2 separate regions of the Homo sapiens genome follow, and region 2 is linked to region 1. Evidence: chromatin loops called from intact Hi-C (ENCODE). Cell type or tissue: HepG2. All regions are shown on one strand.

Evidence for each region. Hi-C counts contacts between places; a loop is a spot of excess contacts. Peaks named below come from ENCODE experiments on the same cell type or tissue, not always from the same donor. Only the 100,000 strongest peaks of a DNase experiment are listed, where the experiment ranks them.
Region 2: it touches region 1 in a loop (3-fold over the local background); 6 of 110 quality-filtered maps call a loop at or near these places.

What each region holds. Positions count from the first base shown.
Region 1 is chr19:35,810,984-35,813,483 of GRCh38, reverse strand. PRODH2 (proline dehydrogenase 2) reads left to right here and starts at 639. Exons shown (of 10, transcript NM_021232.2): 1 at 639-852; 2 at 928-1,124; 3 at 1,212-1,350; 4 at 1,436-1,522. The coding sequence starts at 679. In HepG2, a CTCF peak has its summit at 1,192 (motif pointing left); a DNase peak (open chromatin) is centred at 523; H3K4me3 peaks cover 1,947 bases.
Region 2 is chr19:35,859,004-35,861,503 of GRCh38, reverse strand. It overlaps KIRREL2 (kirre like nephrin family adhesion molecule 2), which reads right to left. Exons shown (of 15, transcript NM_199180.4): 5 at 1,873-2,023; 6 at 1,102-1,207; 7 at 837-985; 8 at 468-595; 9 at 250-382. Among named protein-coding and RNA genes, the nearest start is that of KIRREL2, 3.3 kb to the right of the region's middle. RefSeq lists an enhancer at 1-616. In HepG2, a CTCF peak has its summit at 1,007; a DNase peak (open chromatin) is centred at 153; H3K4me3 peaks cover 1,020 bases; H3K27me3 peaks cover 1,134 bases.

The sequences.
Region 1 (2,500 bases):
TTTTCTTTTTTCTTTTTTTGGCGACAGAGTCTCACTTTGTCACCCAGGGTGGAGTGCAGTGGCACAATCACAGCTCACTGCACCCTTGACCTCCCAGGCTCAAGAGATCCACCTTCCTCGGCCTCCTGAGTAGCTAGGACCACAGGTGTGTGCCACCACACACAGTTAATTTTTGTATTTTTTGTAGAGATGGGGTCTCACTATGTCGCCCAGGGTAGTCTCAAACTCCTCGGTCTTGGCCTCCCAAAGTGTTGGGATTACAAACGTGAGAACCGTATTTTCAAATGTATTCAATAACACTACAGCGTTTCCAATTTTAAGAGGAAGCAATTGCCACAAAAGTGATTAAGTAGCCTGTCCTGGATCACAAAGCCCGGTGTCCTGAGCCCAGGGATCCTTGCTCCGGAGCCCCTGCTTTCCCCAGCACATGGTGGTTACCTAATAAGTGCAGGCTGTTGTGCTGAGCATTCTTGGGGGCTGTTACTGGGGTTCACCTCCCGTTTCCGTTACTCTGAACTCTGTCCCCATTTGTTAATAATTAATTGCCCCCAAGGAGCCTGTGATCCTGAGGCTTTGCCCAGTTAATCAGTCACTGCCCCTGGTCTGGGCAAGGGGCAGTTGGTGAACTTGCTGCCTCCAGAGAACCTTCCCTGGTGTGGAGGCAGCCAGGGACCCAGGATGCTCCGGACCTGTTACGTGCTCTGTTCCCAAGCTGGTCCCCCCTCCAGGGGCTGGCAGTCCCTGAGCTTTGATGGCGGGGCCTTCCACCTTAAGGGCACAGGAGAGCTGACACGGGCCTTGCTGGTTCTCCGGCTGTGTGCCTGGCCCCCACTCGTCACTCACGGGCTGTTGGTGAGCAGTGATCCTGAGGACCAGCCTGGAGGCTCCTCATAGCCTGGCGCTGAGCCCTCGCTCCCTGTCACCCAGCTCCAGGCCTGGTCTCGGCGACTCCTGGGCTCCCGGCTCTCAGGCGCATTTCTCCGAGCATCCGTCTATGGGCAGTTTGTGGCTGGTGAGACAGCAGAGGAGGTGAAGGGCTGCGTGCAGCAGCTGCGGACCCTCAGCCTCCGACCACTGCTGGCAGTGCCCACTGAGGAGGAGCCGGACTCTGCTGCCAAGAGTGGGTGAGTAGGGAGCCAGGGCCCAGGGAGGCTGGGAGGACGCAGGAAGGGGCTTTGCTGTTCGGGCCCTGACACCTGCTGGCTGGGCAGTGAGGCGTGGTATGAGGGGAACCTCGGTGCTATGCTGCGGTGTGTGGACCTGTCACGGGGCCTCCTGGAGCCCCCCAGCCTGGCTGAGGCCAGCCTCATGCAGCTGAAGGTGACGGCGCTGACCAGTACTCGGCTCTGTGTAAGGAGTGCAAAGACGGGGGTGCGGGGAGGGCGCGGCTGCCCATCGGGCTCCCCTCACCACCCCGCCTACCACCCCATTTCAGAAGGAGCTAGCCTCGTGGGTCAGAAGGCCAGGAGCCTCCTTGGAGCTGAGCCCCGAGAGGCTGGCTGAAGCTATGGACTCTGGGCAGGTAAGGATCTCAAGCGGGACTGTCGGGGACAGAGTGCCTTGGACTTAGATGCGGCCACACCGCACGCCAGATGTTCAAAATGCTACGGCCACCTCCAGGCTTGGAACAGCCAGCAGAAGTGCAGCTGTAGCTCCCAGGCATGGTTGAAATGGATGGAATCAGGGTCATCTGGGTTCTCAGGGAGGAGCCTGGAGGCTGGAGGCTCTCAGAGGAGGGATTGGGATAGAAGCTGTTTATCAATTAGAAGGAGGTACATCAGTGTGTTCTCAGTCAACACAGCTGCATGGGTGTGAGCTGGCTGGGTGTAAGTTCTGATTAGGCCAATGGGGTCTTAGTTTGTTCATTCAATCATTAATTCCTTTTTATCTCCACATTCTCTTTCAACCCTACTCCATCTTTTTTTCTTTCTTTCTCTCTCTCTCCTTCCTTCCTCTTCCTCTTTTGCTCTCTCTCCTTCCTTCCTTCTTTTCTTTTTCCTTCTCTCCCCTCCCTCCCTCCCTCCCTTCCTTCCTTCCTTCCTTTATTCCTTCCTTCCTTCCTTCTCTCTCCTCCCTCCTCTCTCTCTCTCTCTCTCTTTCTCTTTGTCTTACTGTATTGCACAGGGTGGTCTCTAACTCATGGCCTCAAGCAATCCCCCAGCCTCAGCCCCCCAAAGTTCTGGGATTATAGGTGTGAGCCACCACACCCAGCCTGCCGTCTTGTATAATGCATATCTTTTTGTTTCTATGATTTTGTTTTGCCAGGTGTATACCATTCGTGGGGGGCATATTTTCCCCAATATTCTATTATAAAAATTTTCAAATATACAGAAAAGTAAAAAGAATTGTACATGAACATCCATGCCCCCGCCACCTTTAACTATACTCACTTTAAATCATATCTATCCCTCTATTCCTCTATCCATCCATCAATCCATCTTATTTTTTGGTGCATTTCAAAGTAAATTGCAGACATGTTTTCCCCCTAAATGCTTCAGGA
Region 2 (2,500 bases), 48 kb before region 1:
TTGCCCTCCCCAAAGGCTGTAACAAAGCCGGGTCTGTCCAGCGCACTCTCCGCTAACCTCAATCAATCAGGCCACGCCGCCTCCAAACTCCGATTCTCCTAAAAGCCTCGCCTTCAATAGGTCCGGTCTCCAGCCCCCGCTGGGTGTAAAGCTCCTTCCAGGCCACTCCCACTGCATTAGCCCTTGCCCCCTCTGTCCGCTCCCTATCCCAGGACGGGCCAGGTCCCCTAGGAAGCCCCGCCTTCTCACCGTTCACAGTCAGCCGAGCCTCCGCGGCGCCGCCCCGCAGGCCCGATAGCCCAGCCTCAGCTCTGCACACATAGTCGCCTGCGTCCTCGGGCCCCACCGACGGAAGACGCAGTGTGGCTCCAGAGCCCAGCACCTGCGACAGGGAAGGGGCGTCAGAAGCCGGATTTGTAAGGAAGCCTGGTCCCCCTCCAGCCACCGCCTCAGATTTAGGGCTGTACCTGCGCGCCACCGCGGCGGGTCCAGGTTACCCGTGGAAGCGGGTTCCCGCGCCAGGCGCAGCTGAAGGAAGCGTCTTCCCCCACGTCCACGGACACGGGCTCCGGCTTTGCCTGCAGAATCGGCCCAACTGGACGAAAGAGACTAGGGGTCACATGGCCGGGGCGGAATGCAGCCACTGACCTGGGATCAGCCAGCCCCACAGAAACACCACACCCTCTAGGGCGCAAGAATATGCCCCAGCTCCACACTCTCCTCCTCCTAATACCCCACGCTCGCTCTCCCGGCCCCGCCCCTCCAGGCCCCGACCCTCAACAGCCCTGAAAGCCACGGCCACCTTTGACCACACCCACAGGCCGGCCCCAGCTCACACAGCACATCCAGCGCAGTACTGCGGTTGGCGCTACCCACGGCGTTGCTGACCTCGCAGGACACGGGCTCAGTCAGGAACGAGGCGTCTGCCACGACCTCTAACCTTGGCCCGCGGGCCCCGAGCACCGGAGAGCCCCCTTTTGCCCACCTGAGGAAATGGTGGCGCTGTTAACGTTGTCCTGGCCTCTCTGGCACACCTACTCAGGTCCCAGCCCTTCCCAAGCTCACTCTTGGGGCTGGGGAGAGGTGGGTCTTCGTCCTCACCTGTAGCCTGTGACAGGAGGCTGGGCTGTGGCCTGGCACAGGAAAATGACCTTCTCTCCCTCCTGCACAGTGTGTGGCGAAGCAGACAGAGTCACCTCTGGGGGGTCTGTGAGGGTGGGACAATGGTCAGATGGGCAAGGACCAGGAACACCTCCGTCACTGGCCTAGGTGTCCAGTCCCTGGTTCCTCCATCCCAGGAGTCTGGGCCCCTAATCCCCTTCTCCCTTTGAGCCAGGAGTCTGGGCTTTCAGTTCCCAATTTCCCCAGTTACCTCAATGTGCCAGCCTTCTGCCCTCTCCTAGTCTCCCCGATGTGAGAGTCAAGGCCCAGCTTTCTCTTTCCCCAGGGACCCCAGCTGTCTGTCCTCTCCTGCTCGGAGTCTCACTCTGCTGCTGAGTGGCATGATCTCGGCTCACCGCAACATCTGCCTCCCGGGTACAAGTGATTCTCCTGCCTCAGCCTCCCAGGTAGCTGGAATTACAAGTGTGTGCTACCACGCCCGGCAAATTTTTGTATTTTTAGTAGAGACGGGGTTTCGACATGTTAGCCAGACTGGTCTCGAACTCCTGATCTTAGATGATCCGCCTGCCTCGACCTCCCAAAGTTCTGTGAGTACAGGCGTGAGCTACCATACCCAGCCCTCTCCTGCTATCTTAGATCCAGGAGTCCAGGCTCCAGTTTCCTCATTCCCCAAGGGCCACAGTCCCCTCCTTCCTCATACCCAGGAGTCAGGGCCCCACACCCCTCTTTCCCAGGGCCAGCTGCACTCACACTGCAGGCTCAGTGTGATAGCTGTGTCTCTTCCTGTGGGCAGGGCCTGGCTCCGGGCCCGGCAGACAAAGGTGGCTCCATCATCATGGCTGAAAGGGGTCAGGGTTAAGGTGCTCTCCACTGACCCAGGGGTCCCTTCCTTCAGCAGGGTCTGGAGGGAAGGATAAGAATAATAATGCCATCTACCCATCAGGGGTGTCCAATCTTTTGGCTTTCCTGGGCCACATTGGAAGAAGAATTGTCTTAGGCCACACATACTAACACTAATGATAGCTGATGAGCTAAAAAATTACAAAAAAGTCTCATAATGTTTTAAGAAAGTTTATGAATTTGTGGTGGGCCACATTCAAAGCCATCCTGGGCTGCATGCAGCCCATGGGCCGCAGGTTGGACAAGCTTGCCTTACTTATATAGTGCTCACTATGTATTGGTCACTCTTCTGGGCATTTATAGGTATTTATTTATTTAATTCTCACAATACCCTATGACATGCATGCTACTATTATCCTGATTGTATAGATAAGGCAACTGAGGCACAGAGAGGTTAACTAACTTACTCAAGATCAATCAACTAGCAAGTGGCTGAGACATAATTTGAACCCAGGTAGTCTGGCCCTAGAATCTTTAC